Regions from separate parts of the Mus musculus genome. Here region 1 is linked to region 2. A link is a loop called in an ENCODE intact Hi-C map of the cell type or tissue named here. Cell type or tissue: heart. All regions are shown on one strand. Links, peaks and the distances in the headings refer to the core of each region. The heading gives the core; the rest is flanking DNA.

What was found. Hi-C counts contacts between places; a loop is a spot of excess contacts. Peaks named below come from ENCODE experiments on the same cell type or tissue, not always from the same donor. Only the 100,000 strongest peaks of a DNase experiment are listed, where the experiment ranks them.
Region 1: it touches region 2 in a loop (2.1-fold over the local background); 2 of 42 quality-filtered maps call a loop at or near these places.

Annotation. Positions count from the first base shown.
Region 1 is chr9:77,802,125-77,811,686 of GRCm38, reverse strand. It overlaps Gm34654 (a long non-coding RNA gene), which reads left to right. Exons shown (of 5, transcript XR_379642.4): 2 at 2,387-2,536; 3 at 2,958-3,052; 4 at 4,582-4,760. Among named protein-coding and RNA genes, the nearest start is that of Gm34654, 45 kb to the left of the region's middle. In heart, for the core only: a CTCF peak has its summit at 4,722; a DNase peak (open chromatin) is centred at 4,476; H3K4me3 peaks cover 556 bases; H3K27ac peaks cover 541 bases.
Region 2 is chr9:77,853,519-77,863,080 of GRCm38, reverse strand. No RefSeq gene overlaps it. Among named protein-coding and RNA genes, the nearest start is that of Gm34654, 6.4 kb to the right of the region's middle. In heart, for the core only: no CTCF peak of the experiment used is centred there; no DNase peak of the experiment used is centred there.

The DNA of each region.
Region 1 (9,562 bases), core at 3,174-5,673, 50 kb after region 2:
ACATGAAGGGTGTTCTATCATAGAGCACCCACAGAATTTATTTCTTACTAAGCTTTGGGCTGTTTAATTTTCTTTCTTTCTTTCTTTCTTTCTTTCTTTCTTTCTTTCTCTCTCTCTCTCTCTCTCTCTTTCTTTCTTTTTTTAGAATAGGTAACATGTTTATTATTATTATTATATTATTTTTTTATTACTAATGATTTACCACTACCAGGCATTGAACGAAAGGCCTCATGAATTCTGTCTAAGTGCTCCATGTCTCTCTCTTTTTTTTTTTAGGTATTTTTCTCATTTACATTTCCAATGCTATCCCAAAAGTCCCCCATATCCTCCCCCCCACTCCCCTACCCACCCACTCCCACTTTTTGGCCCTGGCGTTCCCCTGTACTGGGGCATATAAAGTTTGCCTGACCAATGGGACTCTCTTTCCAGTGATGGCCGACTAGGCCATCTTTTGATACATATGCAGCTAGAGTCAAGAGCTCCGGGGTACTGGTTAGTTCATAATGTTGTTCCACCTATAGGGTTGCAGATCCCTTTAGCTCCTTGGGTATTTTCTCTAGCTCCTCCGTTGGGGGCCCTGTGATCCATCCAATAGCTGACTGTGAGCATCCACTTATGTGTTTCCTAGGCCCCGGCGTAGTCTCAAAAGAGACAGCTATATCAGGGTCCTATCAGCAAAATCTTGCTAGTGTATGCAATGGTGTCAGCGTTTGGAGGCTGATTATGGGATGGATCCCTGGATATGGCAATCTCTAGATGGTCCATCCTTTTGTCTCAGCTCCAAACTTTGTCTCTGTAACTCCTTTCTTTCTTTCTTCCTTCCTTCCTTCCTTCCTTCCTTCCTTCCTTCCTTCCTTCCTCTCTCTCTTTCTCTCTCTCTCTCTCTCTCTCTCGTTCTTTCTTTCTTCCTTTCTCTCTTTCCTAATTATTGATTTATTGATTGGTTGGTTGGTTTTTCAAGAAAAGGTTTCTCTAGGTAGCACTAGCTGTCCTGGAACTCTCTTTGTAAACTAAGCTTATGTCAGACTCACAGAGATCTACCTGCCTCTGCCTCTCTAGTGGTGGGATTACAGGTCGGTGTGCCACCAGGCCTGGCTCTAATTTTCTTTATTATAAATAACGGTGGGACTAGATCTAAATACAAGCAATTGGCATTGTGCTTTAAAGTGGGGGAACTTCCCTTCTGCTTCATCACAGCCAGCATTTTCTGTGAAAATCAATCCCACTTGAGCCTTTGCTTTATGTTGTGTGAGTTTATGTTGTTCCATGTGTTCATTGCGGTCCTTTCTTTAAAATATTTTAACTATGTATTTTTATCTTTAAGTGGTAAAACACATATAAAACCTAAGTTTATCACTTTAGCCATTTTTACATCCTCACTAACAATGCCTAAGTGCACAGCTCTGAAGTGAAGTACATTTATAACGTTGTTCAACCAATTTCCATCTCACAGAACTGAAATCCTGGACTCATTCAACAACTTCCCATTCTTTCTTCCCACAGTTCCTGGCAACTACCATTCACTTTCTGTCTATGAATTTGACTGCTCTCTACGTTATATAAGTCGGACAATACAGTATTTGTTCTTTTGTGACTGCATATTTAACAGCACACTGTCTTCAAGATTCATTCATGCTTTAAAACTGATCAGAATTTTCTTCTTTTTAAAAGTTACCCAATATTCCACTGTGTGTAATATTCCATCTCCCCCCACCCCAGTTGGTCTGTTGTTGGACATTTGTGTTACCCTAACTCTCACAAGTGTGAATGATGTTGCGCTGTATAAATACATCTTGAGGCCATGCTTTCAGTTCTTAGAGGGTATGTGCAGAATTCGATATGTTGAATCATGCAATAATCTTACTTTTCATTTTTGAAGGACTTCAGTGCTCCCCTGTTCTGAAGGGCTTTGAAGAAATAGCTCTTCTATGCTCTCCATGGATCTTGGACACAACTCCATGGCTGCTAGACCATGGGAAAGCCTGTTACGGCTGGATCTGACAGTTTCAAGGACGTAGCATTCTTTTTTCCTCCCTGAAGAATCCATCTAATAAAACCTGGAGAGCTAAAAAGAACAGATACAGCCTTGTGGCCATTTCAGCTACTCCTCCAGGTAGCCTGCAAAGTTGGTTTCTCGGGACCCCTACCAGCCCAGGGCTGCTACAGCTACTGCCAAAATGATGCTCATCAGATGGAGTCAGTCTGCTTTTCTGCACTGCCATGTTAGTGCAGTGAAAACTGGCTAGGGTAGCAATGTGTGCTGTTAGCAGTGTAGCATAATACAATATATTACACTCATTATTATATCAATTAAATATAGCACAATCTTTTTTTTTTTTCAATTTGTATCTATTGCTGAACACTCTGATGCTGCGTCGCTTCTAAGCACACTGGCAACAAACATGGCAGCATCCACCTCCTCTGAATGATGAGACGGGGAGAGAGCAATGTCATGTGACCATGAGATGGTGATTCTCTTTGGAGACTCCACAGAAGCCCACAGAGGCCATGAGCGAGAAGCACAAGATGCCCACAGGTAAAAAGGAGCGGGGACTTGACTCCTGGGATCCACTTTGACTTTCCCATTAGCAGAGCTTTTCTGTTTGCCATCCTCACTGACTTCATTGCAAACGTGTGCACACACACCAGGCTTCTATGTCTTCACAATACTGAGTTGATGAGGTGGACATTTTCCCCACCCCGGAGAGACCAGTAGCAGTAAGGCTTGTCTAGGAGGGATATATTTGCTTTGCATTCCTACTCTCTAGCGACTGGCCTCTGGTCCCCCTAGGACTTTCTCCTATGTAGCATTGGCTTCAAACAATGAAGGACACCCTTTCTCCGCAGAAAAGGACTTCGGCCTCGCGGTCCTCATGCCTTTTGTTCAAGAATAGTCACCATTGCTTGCTCCAGACCCCAGGGAGTGTGTTAACCTGGCTGTTTCTTTTTCCTTATAGGAATGATGCAGGCAGGGCTGAGGCTCATGTTAACTGAGCACCTTCTGCTGGGCACCCAGCCAGAGCAACACTTCCTGCTTGAATGACTTCATCACGTATGTGTTATCATTTCCATGTTTATGGGGGAACAAGAGGGAAAACGGGGTCACAGAGTAGGTTTGAATTCCAGAGAATCTATTCATTTTGATAGCAAGGAAGATTCTGTGAGGTATATATATATCTATATATAGATATATATATATACCCATTGAACTTTGTACCAAAAGATGATGTCTTTGTCAGGACATGCATGTAGCAGACACTCACTTGAAGTAAGTTTACACTAAGTTTCGGATTTATTGGGTAGGACATTTGTCAGCCCTTTAGAATATAAGGACAGTTGGACAACCCTGACCTCAGCCTCAGGAGTCCTGAGTTTATCTCCCTAACATCTCCCCATTGCTGGAAGTAGTATCCCGTGCCTGTGTGCTAGCTGACTCTCAAAGGCCAGACCCTCAGTGGCTCTGAGGTGCCTCTCCTGCGTTAAGCATTTGCCTCTAGTCTAGCCAGCCATGTCCAAGAGTCATGGGGTAAAAGGAAGACCTATGGAAGCTAATTCTGTTGATCAGTAAATGGTTCCAATTGCTAAAGAATCAGCCACCAAATGCAGGCACTATTGCATATGCCAGCAAGATTTTGCTTAAGGAACCCTGGTATAGCTGTCTCCTATGAGGCTATGCCAGTGCCTGGAAAATACAGAAGTGGATGCTCACAGTCATCTATTGGATGGAACACAGGGCCCCCAATATAGGAGCTAGAGAAAGTACCCAAGGAGCTGAAGGGGTCTGCAACCCTATAGGTGGAACAACAATATGAACTAATCAGTACCCCGGAGCTCGTGTCTCTAGCTACATATGTATCAGAAGATGGCCTAGTCAGCCATCATTGGGAAGAGAAGTTCCTTGGTATTGCAAACTTTATATGCTCCAGTACAGGGGAACGCCAGGGCCGAGAAGTGAGATTAAATGGGTAGGGGAGCAGAGCGGGGGGGAGGGTATAGGGGACTTTTGGGATAGCATTTGAAATGTAAATGAGAAAATATCTAATAAAAAACGTGTGTGTGTGTATGTGTGTGTGTGTGTGTGTGTGTGTGTGTAGAATCAAACCACTACAACAACAAAGACCCAACTTGCGCTGAGTGACTATTGGACTTGGCTATAACTCAGTAAATGCTTATGGCCTGGTATGTTTAGGGTTCCAGAGGTATGTTCATTACTCTCCATAAAGCACTTTGAGAACCTTGACTGAATCATGTTTTTTGGCTGTTAGTGTAATTCCCAGGCAGGGGCTCATAAGGTCATACACAGCCAAGACAAATATGTGACATTTCTATGGTCCAGTTGTCCTTTTGTTTACAGCCATAGGGGCCATCCAGGAAAGGAGAACTGAACTATTTATTCTCAAATGCTTGCTTTCAGGGGGCCGAGGAAATGGGAAAAACATTTGTAGACAGGGCTATTGTGTTTGCTGCTGGCTGCTGTCCAGTACTTATGAAAAGGGCGCTCTCACCAAGTAGACGCTTTGTGTCCCTGTAAGAAACTGTTTCCTCTGTCTGGAAAGTGAGTTGTGTTTCTTTGTTTCTAAGGTTATTAACCCAGATGCATGAGACCCTTTGTCTCCTTCAGAGTAACCTGATTTTGCGGTTCCCTGGGTTCTGGAGTTTGTGCCTTTGCCTGTAGGTGAGGTCCTGAGCCTGGAAGACTGCAGGCATATTGACATGGTGGTGTTATACCGCCACCATGGGGGCACTGCTGGAATTTCAAGGTACTTAGAAAGCTTTGTTCTCGTCTCTAATGTCCACGTTCAGAAGTGAAAGTGAGCACGTTAATTTTACGTTATGTCGTTCAACTCAAGTACTATGAAAGTTATAATTTATCAAAAACCATAAGGACACAACCTGCCTGTGGAAAGGCTCTGGAGGGGTAGATAGCTTCAGCAGGTGTGTCTGAAGGACTTTAAATAGGAAGAGTCTCCAAAGATCCATATAGTGAAGGCTTGACTCCCAAATGCAGTAATGCTTAGAGTGGGGCCCAGTGAGGTGAATAGATCAGGAATGTTCTAAACTCATCTACAGAAAGTAGGTGAGTCTGTCGGTAAGTTCATAGATAAGGGCTATTAGCATATAGGCCCTCCCTGGAGGAAGTAGGCTACATAAAGAGAGAGTGCTCCATCTCCCCTCACCCCTGCTCGGGAGAGTGCCACTGAAGGCTATGTCTCCCCTCACCCCTGCTCGGGGAGAGTGCCACTGAAGACTATGTCTCCCTTCACCCCTGCTCGGGAGAGTGCCACTGAAGGCTATGTCTCCCCTCACCCCTGCTCGGGGAGAGTGCCACTGAAGGCTATGTCTCCCCTCACCCCTGCTAGGGAGAGGGCCACTGAAGGCTATGTCTCTCTTCACCCCTGCTTGGAGAGAGGGCCACCTTCTGCCTGTCACCAGGTGAGTGGCTTTGCTCTAGCACATGCCCAGCCATGATGCTGTCTCATGATGGCCCAGAAACAAAGTGGATGGAACCCTGTGAATCTACAGGCCCAAAGAATCTGAGTGGGTTTTCTCTGTGTTTCTCAAAGCAATGGAAGACTACTAGCCTGATTTAACCTACAGACCAGACATTTCAGTCTTCTAAGCCACAAATGTAGTGACCCTCTGGGATATCTCCAGCTCAGCAGTAGAGCTCTGACTGAGGCCCTGGGTTGGCATGTCATGCACACACACACACACACACACACACACACACACACACACGCACCACTGACAATTCATTTCACTACGTTTTGTCTTGATTAAGTGACACAGACTGTCTCAGTCATTGGTATTTGGAAATTATTCAGTGAAGGACTGCTTTGTTGCTATTATCTGACACTGACTTTGCCTTTGGGCAACCTTATGCATGACGAAAAGTGTTGCGGGTAAACTTGCTCAAAACCCAGTGAAGTCAGCACCCAACCTGCTGCTAGAGAGGATGCTCCTGAGACCCCTGGGAAGTCGGAAGAAACAAGTAACAGCACCAACATTGATGCTAATTGCCAAGGTGGGGATGAAATCATATTTTCATTGCTTGATCCTTTGGAATCAGAGAATCATAAAAAGTACACTCCTTCTCCTCTCCCCCCATGGAGCAACCAACCGGGTGTTTAAGTCACTTTCAAATTAAAATGTGAGCCAGTGGAAGGGTGACTAGAACCTAAGATTTTCCACAAATCATCCAGTGTTCTTTATGCAGCATCAAGATATCACCAATGGTCACCAGTCCATATCGCCTTCGACTGGACTAGTTACAAAGATACTTCATCCAGCGATGTATTAGTCCCCATCTCAGCAATGGAAATAGCGACACCTTATTGCAGAAGGCTGTGGTGAAGATCAATGAAATGATGTGTGTCAAGCATCAAGAATTGCACATCACTCGTTAACCAGTGTGAATGTCAGCAGAGATAATTGTAGATGAATCCAACTATAGAAAGTAATACAAAAAAACCCCATGCACCCTTTATCATTTGTCTCCAATGTACATGGCTGGCCAGACTGTACAGTATCATCTGCGGGCTCCCCGAGTCTCATCTGGACTGTTCTTTGTGTGTTATTATCACACATGGATCTGTCATTTGTGTAGGCTCCTGTAGTCACAATCCTAGTCAACTCACTGAGCAGCTCCATCATCCACGGCATCTCTTGCACTGACCCACCTATTCTAACCACACTAATCCCTCCTCTCTGTCCCCGATGTCCTGAAACTTGAGGAACCTGACTGGCACAGGGCTTTGTTGTCTTGGCATTGATTCCCTAGGGACTCATCTAAGATAGCTGCTCAGATCAATACTTCATCCCGTTTATGAGATTACTACCTCATCTTAGATGATACAGATGTACCGCTGTTTGCTTGAAGGATAGCTGAGTCGCTTCTTCAGTTTGGCTGCTAGGAATAAAGCCGCTACAAACATGTCTTTGTACAAACAGGAGTTTTCGTTTCTTTGGGACAAATGACCTACAGTACAGCATCTGGGTGGAATGGTAATTACATGCTTAGCATCAGAAACTCTCAAACTGTTTCCCAGAGTAGCTGTTATCGTTGTCCTCACCAGCAATGTAGCTACACTATTTTTTTTTTTATTTCAGCATTCCTGGTAAGTTGTAATAACATCTATTGTGCCATGTCCTTTTGTCTTTCCCTAGTAGCTAGTAGCATTGAGTGGCTTTTCATGTGCTTATCTGTCCAGTGTCTTTACCTGCTTGGTAAAATATTTCTTCATATTTTTCAAACATCTTATAACCGAACTGCTGTTTGCTAATGAGTTTTTTTTTGTGAGCAACCACTATTGCTAGCTCTTCACATATGTGAGATACAAAGACCTTGGGTGTTTAATTTTTAGTCTAAAGTACCAACATTGGATTGTGAGCAACATCACCCACTTCAGTAAAAGCCACCACCCAAAGATTGGTGACCAAAGAGTACACAAACTCTTATGATTTGAAGACTTATTGACTCCTATGAAGACTCTTAGGTGACTCTTACAGCACACATGAACCGTGACAGTGCAGATCCATGCCTCTCTGTGATATGTTAGAAATGTGCACTATGATCACTGAGAAGTATGTAAAGATGGACCTTTAGCAGAAACGAACAAGCTAATAGTGATGAGAAGATCACATAGCCCAAACCAGGAAGAAATGTGCACAAAAGGACCAGGAAACAAACAAACAAACAAACAAACAAACAAACAAACAAACCTAAGAGGTTGATGTACCTAGGCCTGGCCAAACCATAAATGCCCACAGATGAAATAACTGCAGTTAAAATATTTTACAAGTTAAGGCCTAGTGATGAGAGGTTTTAAGGGATGTAGCTTAGTTAGAAAACCAAATAGGTATATAGAAGAATGGAAGACAAGTTATGAAAGTGCCATCTGGAGAGATGAGATGATATCATGAAAATATCATCTAAAGAGAGCTTATGTGACTATATTAATCAAGGTAAAGACCAAAGCAGAAATGGAGAGGGAGAGAGAGAGAGAGAGAGAGAGAGAGAGAGAGAGAGAGAGAGAGAGAGGATGCTGTTACAGTCAACTGCAGTGCAATTGACTGAGAAAGTGCATTTCAACCCTAGAGGCCAAGGCAGCCAAGCACAGAACTCAGGTTCGTTGGAAAAACCAAAGTGGAGAAGACAACCCCAGTCACCTTGGACACATCACCCCAGGTATTGAAAGAAAAACAAGAATACGAGTATAGAAAAATCTGCACATTGCCAACGAAGATCCCCCCACTGAAGGTGCCAAGTGGACATTGTATGGAAGTGAATACAGAATATTTTCCATGAAAGGCCAGATGATGAGCTATTAAAGAGGTTTTTAAAAACTGCAAAGCACTGAGATAATTCAGAATCTTTTGTGAGCAGAGAAATTATGCTAGACATCAAGAATAATTATCTAGAAAAATGCTCAAAGATTTTGAAATTAGGCTAAACACTTCTAAATAAACACCCAGCCAAAGAGAAAACTCCAAGTGAACACTGACAACAGCCAGGTGTGGTGGTGCAGGGAGGGCAGAGGCCCGCAGAGCTCTGTGAGTTCTGGGGCAATACACAGTAAGAACCTGTCTTAAAACAAAGCAAAGAAAAACATCAGAAACAGCAACAACCAAACCAAAACCAAAACCAACCCACACCCCCCCCCAAAAAAAACAAACCAAACAAACAACCTCACCCCACTTATAAGTGAATAAAGAAAATGGGGATGTAGATGGTTCAGGGCATAGGGGTGCTTTCATGTAGGCCTGACAACCTGACTTCAATATCCTGATCCCATAAGGTGGTCAAGAGACCTATCCTCTGACCTCCATATGTGGTGTTAATGTGTGCGTGCAGGCTACTGCACGCAAAAAAAATTTTTTTTTTCAAAATAACAGGGACGTAACAGCTGTAGCAACAGTGAAAACACTCACCAGCTTGTGTTAGAACGAAAGGTCATTTACACCTAAATATAATAACGGAACTAAAGTACATCTCAACACGGAGTTTCCCACTCCCAGAGGATGCAGCGCCCTCTTCTGGCTTTTGGGAGCACCAGGCATGAATGTGACTTGCAGACATACATGCAAGCAAAGCTGTCATACACATAAAGATAAAAGCTCAGTGTGGAGTTTCACTTTACAATCAGCTGTTCAGAATAGGTATTTGTAGAGGAAAATAGACAAGACCAAAACTCTGAATGAAACTGCATCAAAGAAGGCACCAACAGAATAGGTGGCTCTACCATCTAGCTTCAAAGGGATGAAGGCTTCCTTGTCGGAAACACAGTGGTCCTAGAGGAAATCTGAGAGAGTGCTGAGATTTCACAAATTTTGAAAAGAAAATCAAGGTCTAGAGGGGGCAGACAGCAGTCCCGATATCAGAAGTCCCAGGAAGACTCAGAACAAGAGCCGCCTTTGGGACTCTTCACCGTACACCGGACTGGCTTTTGCTTTGGACTCACAGCCAATGAGAATGCCTTGAGTTACTGGAGCAGCTGTGGCCACGTAGGGACCGTACTCTGAGAAAGCACAGGCCCTCTGTGGAAGTCTAGGACCTGAGGAC
Region 2 (9,562 bases), core at 4,531-7,030:
TTCAACATCTGATAGAGGGTTAATATCCAATATATACAAAGAACTCAAGAAGTTAGACTCCAGAGAATCAAATAACCCTATTTTAAAAATGGGCACAAGCAAAGAATTTTCAACTGAGGAATATCGAATGGCCAAGAAGCACCTAAAGAAATGTTCAACATCTTTAGTCATCAGGGAAATGCAAATCAAAACAACCCTGAGATTCCACCTCACACCAGTCAGAATGGCTAAAATCAAAAACTCAGATGACAGCAGATGCTGGCAAGGATGTGGAGAAAGAGGAACACTCCTCCTCCATTGTTGGTGGGTTTGCAAGCTGGTACAACCACTCTGGAAATCAATCTGGTGGTTCCTCAGAAAATTGGATATAGTATTACCTGAGGACCCAGCTACACCACTCCTGGTCATATACCCAAAAGATTCTCCAACATATAACAAGGACATATGCTCCACTATGTGCATAGCAGCCTTATTTATAATAGCCAGAAGCTGGAAAGAACCCAGATGTCTCTCAACAGAGGAATGGATACAGAAAATGTGTTACATTTACACAATGAAGTACTACTTAGCTATTAAAAAATGATGAATTCATGAAATTCTTAGGCAAATGGATGAAACTAGAAAATATCATCTTGAGTGAGGCAACCCAATCACAAAAGAACACACATGGTATGTACTCATTGATAAGTGGATATTACTCAAAGCTCCAAATATCGGAGATACAATTCACAGACCAAATGAAGCTCAAGAAGAAGGAAGACCAAGTGCAGGTGCTTTGATCTTTCTTAGAAAGGGGAACAAAATACTCATGGGAGCAAAATGGAGACAAAGTGTAGAGCAGAGACTGAAGGAAAGGCCATCCAGAGACTGCCCCACCTGGGGTTCATCCCATATACAGACACCAAAACCCAACACTATTGTAGATACCAAGAAATGCATGCTAACAGGTACCTGATATAGCTCTCTCCTGAGAGGATCTGCCAGAGCCTGACAAATACAGAGGTGGATGTTCACAGCCAACCATTGGGCTGAGCACAGGGTCCCCAATGGAGGAGTTAGAGGAAAGACTGAAGGAGCTGAAGAGATTTGCAACCCCATAGGAAGAATAATATCAACCAGCCAGACCCCCCAGAGCTTCCAGAGACTAAGCCACAAACGAAGGAGTACACATGGCTCCAGCTGCATATGTAGCAGAGGATGGCCTTGTAGGCATCAATGGGAGGAGAGTTCCTTGGTCCTATGAAGGCTCAATAGATGCCCCAGTGTAGAGGAATTGAGGGCAGGGAGGCAGGAATGTGTGGGTGGGTGGGTAGGTAGAGGAACACCCTCTTAGAAGCAGGGGGAGATGGAATCAGATAGGGGGTTTCCAGGAGGAGGGGAAACCAGGAAAGAGGATAACATTTGAAATGTAAATAAAAAATAATAAAAGCCCCAGAAAATCTGAGTACTCAGTTTTTGCTCCTTTTCTCAGGGCTTTTGATTTTAGAAGGGGTGCTATTTGGAGTCTTCTGTATTTCCATATGAATTTAAGACTCCAAATGCCCATTTGAAAAAGAAGAGTTTGAGAGTTTGATAAGTGTTCATCACATTCTTAGGTCTCCATTTTATGTGAAATGAACAGTGATATAACGAATGCTTTGGAATAAGATTGAATGTATTATAGTGTGAACGTAACCATTGAGTCTGTAATGCTCTCTGCACTGGAGACATAGGTCCTGTCTTAGTTAGGGTTCTGTTGCTCTGAAGAGACATGATGACCACAGCAACTCTTAGAAAAGAAAACATTTAATTTCAGCTGGCTTATGGTTTCAGAGGTTTAGTTCATTATCATCATGGCAGGAAGCATGGCATGGTCCAGGCAGACGTGGTGCTGGAGGAGCCGACAGTTCTACATCTTGATCCACAGGCAGCTGAAGGAGACTACGTGCCTTACTGGACAGAGCTTGAAAACGGGAGACTTCAAAGCCTGCCTCCACAGTGACACACTTCCTCCAACAAGGCCACACCCACTCCAATAAGGCCATACCTCCTAATAGTGCCACTCCCCATGGGCCAAGCATTCAAACACATGAATCTATGAGGGCCATTCATGTTCAAACCACCACAGGTTCTTATTCTAAGGGGAAAAGTGATGTTAGTATAGAAAGAAGGTATCTGCTTTTCACTTCAGACTCAACCTGCCCTTTTTTCCATCTTGTCCTGGGCTGAAAGAGGCCAACTTGGACCCCAGCACTGACGCTCCCTCACTGTCTGGCTTCTGACTACATTGAGCCAGTATGAGGCATCACTGAGAGACCAGAGAGAGGCAAAGAAGAGGCAGCCCTGTGTTTTCCTGTGCGGTGGCCCTGATGCTGTTTGTTACCATGTTCTGCACAGGCAGACATCTGGGCCCTGTAGGAGTCCATCTACTTACATATTTAGCTCTGAAGGTGTGGCTGGCTCCCCTAGTTGCTAGCCCTGGAGTTTTCTACCATCTTTTACCAGTTTCTTCAAATCCTGTGTAAACCTTTATAAACAATCCTGTTTCTAGTGTGCTTTCTGCTCTGTCCTCGTGGACAGCACAAAAATGGACAGACACACGCAAAGCCGGAAACCAATACAAAGCTGTGTAATAGCAGAATGTACAGTGCTTTATTATTTGCAAAAAAAATTATGAAAAATATATTTTATTTTCTTAAATTTTGTATTAGGTATTTGGTTTTGAGGTAAGTGGTGATATACGAAAAGAATGTAAAGGAACAGTGATTTGGGCTGAGGAGATGGATCGGCAGCTAAAATACCTGCTATACAAGGCTGTGGACCTGAGTTCTGATCTCCTGGTCCCTTATAAAGCCTGGTAAAGCAGTGAGTGCCTGTGCTCTCATGACCAGATCGGAAATGAAGACAGGAGAAACCCAGAAGTTCTCAGGCCAGCTATGCTGTGTACACAGCAGTGGACAAAGAATTCTTCCCAAAGGCAGTGGAATACCGTCATCATGGCAGATAGATATCTAAACCTCTCTCTATCCCTCCCCCTTGCACCCCCCTCTCTCTCTCACACACACACAGCAGGGGAAAAGACAGAGACAGACAGAGAAAAAAAGAGACTGAGAGAAGAATCAGAGATTTTGAAAGATGGGTGTGTATTTTTTTTCCTGTAAATGTTTGAGGCAGACAGTCCAGACTTGAGATGGGATTTATGATCCATGACCCACTCAAGGAGTTCATTTCCCTGTAGGTCATTGTCCCTCCAGCTTGAGCACAGCACTATTCTTTTTGAGAGCATAATGCAGCATCTATTTGGAGTTTTGAGGTCAGTAGCATGCAGAGTGGGAAGAAGGGTCAAAAGCCATGCATGTATCAAAGGAAACTCCTGCGAACCACCACATAACCCCTTAGTTTATAGCCCATATGGAGAGTTGGGTGTGGTTTGGAGGCTCTTGGGCTTGACTCTAGCAACACACACACACACACACACACACACACACACACACACACACCTATGTATATACTACCTACTTGCATCCAGTCCAAAAGAGCCAAGGTAATATGATTTTAATTCTTAGCATCCAGTTCTGCAATTAAACGTTCTAAAAATGATTGAAGATGAGAATATAGGGTAATGAGAGTCATTAGCAATTTTTTTCATGTACTTTCATTTTAAAACCACTGGGAAGAATATGGAGATGTTGACAGCAGAGATTCCCTGGGGAAGAGAGAGGCAAAGCAGGCAAGAACAAAAACAGAGGAAAACAACAATAATAAAAAGATTTTGACTAAATATCTTGCTATATATTTCATTATGAACTATGTATTCATATTACCTACTTACAAATATAAAGAGTCCCCCCCCACACACACACACACAGGGCCCCTAATGAAGGAGCTAGAGAAAGTACCAAGGGATCTGCAACCCTATAGGAGGAACAACAATATGAACTAACCAGTACCCACCCCCACCCCAGAGTTGAGTCTCTAGCTGCATATGTAGCAGAGGATGGCCTAGTCGGCCATCAATGGGAGGAGAGGCCCTTGGTCTTGCAAAGATCATATGCCCCAGTACAGGGGAATGCCAGGGCCAAGAAGCAGGAGTGGGTGGGTTGAGGAGCAGGGCAGGGGGAGGGTATAGGGGGCTTTGGGGATAACATTTGAAATGTAAATTAAGAAAATATCTAATAAAAAAAGAAAGAAAAAGACATTCCCCCCAAAATAAGAAGGTAAAAGAAAGCAAATGCTGATTAGTCTTGAGTTTAGTCAGAACAGAGGCTCCATGGAGCCCAGTGGACTAGCTCTAACAATTAGAATGACCTAGTCAAAGGTCATTCTAAGAACGGGTTAGATCCTTGTTCTATAACAAGTATGTGAAACTTCAGGCTAAATTAACACCAGGAAGCTGTTGTTAATACTTTCACTTACACGAGTTACCCAGCACTCTGAGATTCACAAAGACAGAGAGCAGGATATGGCTGCTATAGGCTGTGGAGGGAAAAAGGAACTCCTTTGGCTGGGCTGAATGCAGCACGAGATGAGTGCGTTGTAACATTGTGCATTGCACAATAACCTATACATACCCCAAGATACTAAGCTATGAAACAGTTGAGATAATTTCATATTATTTTTAAACATAGTTATAAAACAAACTCAGCTATACCATTTAAAGGAACCTAATTGCACCATTAATACCTTGCATGTGTAATAATTGCATTGTTTATATATTGTATAATACCAAGCATATTCTTGGGTCCTATCTGCACTCCAAGGTCAGAGGCTTGCTCAAGAGGGAAGGACGGTCACTAGTGTGTCATTTCAGTATTCTGCCTCCCACACAGTAAGACGAGAACAAGCTACTTTTTCAGGGACATTTTCTTTTCTTCAACTTTCAGGTCCCTGCTTAACCTCAGGAGGTCTGGATTCTACTGTGTTTATGAGACAGAATTTCCTTCATTTATGAGACTCAGTGATGCCTGAGCACAGTTCCTAGTGGTGGACACACATTTTTCCAGAATGGAATGACATTTCATTTTGGGGGTTTTAGAATTCATTTTAGATTAAGCTGTCTATGGCAACTCTATCTGAGATAACCATCAAAGCCTGTTTCAGAGAACTCTATTGTTGGTTCCATTTTTTTCCCTCCAGTTTAAAGATTAAACAATACCCTTGAGAAAACCTGAACATGATGTCATGCCTAAGGGACTAGTGTAGAAGGGTTATGTGTGAGCGTGCCAGGACTGTGAATGGAATTTAAGGGAGTGGATGGGCACAATTGAAGCCATTAACACAGTTGGCAGAGGCAAGCTAGTCATGATGCTAAGAGAAAAGTAGGCAAAAAAACCCAGAAGTTAAAGCTTAATATGCAGCATATTGCATTCTGAAAGCAGAGAGACAACCTTATCACATACGTACATGTGTCGCAGACCTGGGTAGCAGATGTATAGAAGACCCTGCTATACTTTCTTCTCTGCTGTAGTCAGAGCATGAGCTTCCGAGTGAGGGGTGCAAGCTGCTCACACATTCAGCATCTCTCTCCTCGTGCCCTCATTTTCAGATGTTGGATGGCTGACACAGCTCTCACGGGATAGATTAGTATGGCTCGTTTAATAATTTGGATCATTAACCTGTTAGATGACCCCATAGTTCACTCAGCTTAATGTTTCCAAAGTAGCACACGGAGTCTGAGGAGCCATTTTCCTCTGAAGATGGAAGTCTGAGGAGGCTGTCTTGGCTGTGTGCCTGCCTAGCTGTGGACATGAGAGGAGCCCTGAGCTACAGAAGAGAGGTGATGCTCTCCCTCCCTAGACACCATGCTTTATTTAGATTTTCCTGTTTCAAAGCTCTAACCCCTTCAATGCTTTCAGGCCATCAATCTGCACCCTGGTGGTTAAGTGTGGCCTATTTCATTTCAAATCCATCCTTTCATACCGAACAAAAGAAGTACACTAATGGAGTGGCCTAATTGGTAACAACTGTGGGAAGTCTAGCTTCTTCTGATGGAGCAGTTTGCCTGCAGACCAGGACCGAGTCTGTGGAAAACTGGATGATTCAGGATCAGCTGAATATCCTGGATAATTCAGGATCAGATTTGAGGACTCTGAGCAACTGCCAGACTCTAGGGGTGTCAGGAGCCATCATAGGACAAGCTAATAACTAGCAGGTGAGCTTCCTGAGATGAGTCTGCATTGGATGAATAAATAAGCCACGACAGATTTGCTCCCATAGGCAAGGCCCAGGAGAAAATCATTTTAGCAAAGATTCTTGCTATTAATATGCTTTTTCTGTTATTATTAAACATATATAACAATCGCTAGGTATTGACCCACACTTTTAAGCAGATCTCTGCAGAACAATGAAGATATATTGTCTTGTGGTGATGCTATATAGACAAATGGATGACTTCTTAATTCTTAATGATGATCCTGTAAGAACTCCTAAAATTTTGTCAGTATTTATTAAGCTCTTTTATGATAGTCAAAACTACAATGCCAAGAATTGGCAAGAACTCTGCCAAGAATCTAAGTGTCACCAGTTAATCGTTTCTACAACTCAGAGCACATTCCAAATGGTTGTAAAACTATTAACCAACGGTCATAAAAAGGGAACTATGATTTATTATAGTTGCTAGGGCAGAAGATAAAATATTGACTGGGTTTATTTATACAAAACTTCACTAATAACTTAGTTATGTTTTTTAACTCTCTGTGAACCTGTGGATCTGTGACAGATGATGAATGTTTAGCCAGATAATTACTCCTAATGGATGTGCACGTAAACATTCACTGTTGTAAACTTCTTATTCAATTTATGATTTGAATTTATGTGTAAACTTGCGATGAACTTTTTTTTTTTACCATGTGAACATGTATTCTGAAAGATGTATAAGTGCTGAGGACAAAGAGAAGAGACAGAACTGAGCTGAGGAGAACTTTTTAGACAGAACACTTTTTAGACGGAGCTGAACAGAACTTTTTAGAACAGAAACGAGGGTAAGTTTTTAGTCAGGACACAAGAGAACCTTTTAGAGAGAACTGAACTCAAGAAGAACTTAGAAGTAAAGGCACAGCCTTGGGAGAAAAGGCATTGAGATTAAGAGCAGTATTGTGACATCAGAGCAGGAGGAGTACAAGATTAAAAGGAGAATGCAGAGTGGAATAACTTAGAAACTATAGGTAACATAAAAAACTAAGAGAGCACTGTGCAGAAAGGCAGAGGGAAAGAGGAAAAAAGAAGAAGCTGCAGAGATCAGAAGGAGCAGGCAGGCTTCTCCTTACCATGCAACAGAACAGGTCTTTTCTTAATAACAAGGCAGACTTAGTCTTATTAAAAGAAACAAAGTTTCTTCTTACAAAATTAAAAATTCATTTAGCATTAAAAGAGTAGAAGCCTTTTCTTTCTTTATGCAATAAAGATTGGAGCTCATTTTTCATCCAGAACGAGTGGGTTCTTTCTGCACTGGTGCTTGGTCTTTTGATCCAAATGCATATGTAAGTATAGATGTGTAAGTATGTAATTGTGAGAATGTATACAAGATGGAACCAACTGGTTTGAATGGAAGTGTATAAATGTGTATGCATGAATATGTATATGAATTTATGTGAATTTATACACATTTGCTTATGTAAAAGTTTTCCCTTCAGGGAAAACTGATTCTCTTCTCTTGGTTCAATAGAAGTTTATTGCACTAAACTTTCCCCTAGCCTGACAAGCAAGAGACTTCCGGATAAAAGGGAAAAGGCTCTTAGCAATTAATCCTTTACTTAATCTCCTGCTGTTTTAGGATAAGGTGCTAAATGCCAGAGACTGCAGTCTCTGGCCTCAGAGGAACACAGAAGGCAGGTCAGCTACATTAGTAAAGTAACTTAGACTTAGATAAGTAAACTTTTTATTATTATACAGCAACTCTATGTATCTAGTAGACAAAAGTCTTACCCTATGCCTACACTTTTCCCCCTTCTGCTACTTTAAGGAGAACTGAGAAGAAAAAAGAAGACCACACTGGGGCTGGCCCCTGGCAAGTGGCCTGGAGACACACATTGCAGGGGTTTATAAAGACAAACCCACAGGCATTGTTAATTCCTAAAAACTACAACTCCCAGTGTTCCAGGAGGTTACCTAGTCCTTGGGAAGGTGAGGGTTACAGGTTAATTTTGGGCATTAGAATTTGGAGGACATCATGCAGAGAAGATTATGTGAAGCTGAATTCAGTAAGCCAACCAGGGAAAAACAACAAAATAAGCATTGTCCTAATATGAAAATATGTCTAACAAATCGAAATATAATATATAAGCAATGGAAATTTGTTTTCCATGAAACAGAAGATTATTGAAGTGTGTAAAGAGAATGAAAAATATTTTCTTTTTATAGAAATGTTTAGAATCCTACCAAGAATGCACTGAGAATTAAACAGGGGACAATAACTTGTTCCAGTCTCTTATCAGTCATCTGTCTTTTGTCACCTGTCTTTTGTCACCTGTCTTTTGTGACTTTAAAATAGTTTAGCACTTCCTGGAGGTTTGGTTGCAGGCATTAAGCAATAGCTGATAACTGCTCTAAAATAACCTACCAAATTGCATTTGCTACCACATCCAAATAAAGCAAAGGCATGGTAGATGGTAGGAGCAAGAGTGGAGGAAAGGATGTCTTACCTCTATGCAACTCCCCATGTGCTCAGATGGGTTGGTGTGTGTGTGCAATCATGAGGAACTCTTGTACACTAAACAAATTCTGCAGGTAGACGTAATGGGTAAAAGTGACCTTAATAATGATCCAGGGTATTGGTGGCTTTGTGGAGCTTCAGTAACCTGGCCCAGCCAGAAGAGTCTATAAAGATGGTATAGACACAGATCCTTAGCACAGCACTTGTGCAATAGGTATGACACGATTGTAGATACTCTTAGTTGTCCTGTGTCCAACACTGCATTCAGAGCTCCCTGCTCACTCTGAGTTGGTGTTCACTTAGCTACATGATCGCTGAGTCTGGTTGCTGACACCATTTTGTGGCTTTCTCTGCTGCAGACACTTAAGTTAAATCTCCTTGGCTTCGCACTTATTTTCTTCCGTTTCTCAGCAGTAAAAAGTAAGGACAAGCCTTCTTCCCTTCCATGTCAATCCTCCTCCTCCACAGCACCTCACACTTCTAGCTTCCAAGGGTCTCTTCCTGTTCTCTGTGACTAAATTGCCTCTTGCAGCTATCTGTCATTCAATGGTCTTTCCCATCACATCTGCCTTGGAAAAGCTCTATAAAAGCCCAAGCCAGGGCAGGATGCTGATGTTGTGAGAGAGCCTCAGTGAGCAGTTTTAAGATGAGTAAGTATATTTTATGCCTATGATATAATCCAAGCTCCACACTAGTGGTTTTCAACCTGTGGGTCGTTACCCCTTTGGAGTTGAATATCAGATATCCTAAATATCAGGTATTTACCTTACGACTCATAACAGCGGCAAAATTACAGTTATGAAGTAGCAATGAAGTAACTTTATGTTTTGGGGTCACCATGACATGAGGAACTGTATTAAAGGGTCACAGCATTTGAAAGGTTAAGACCCACTGCTCTAGACCAATTGATGATCAAAGAAATCCATCATCCTC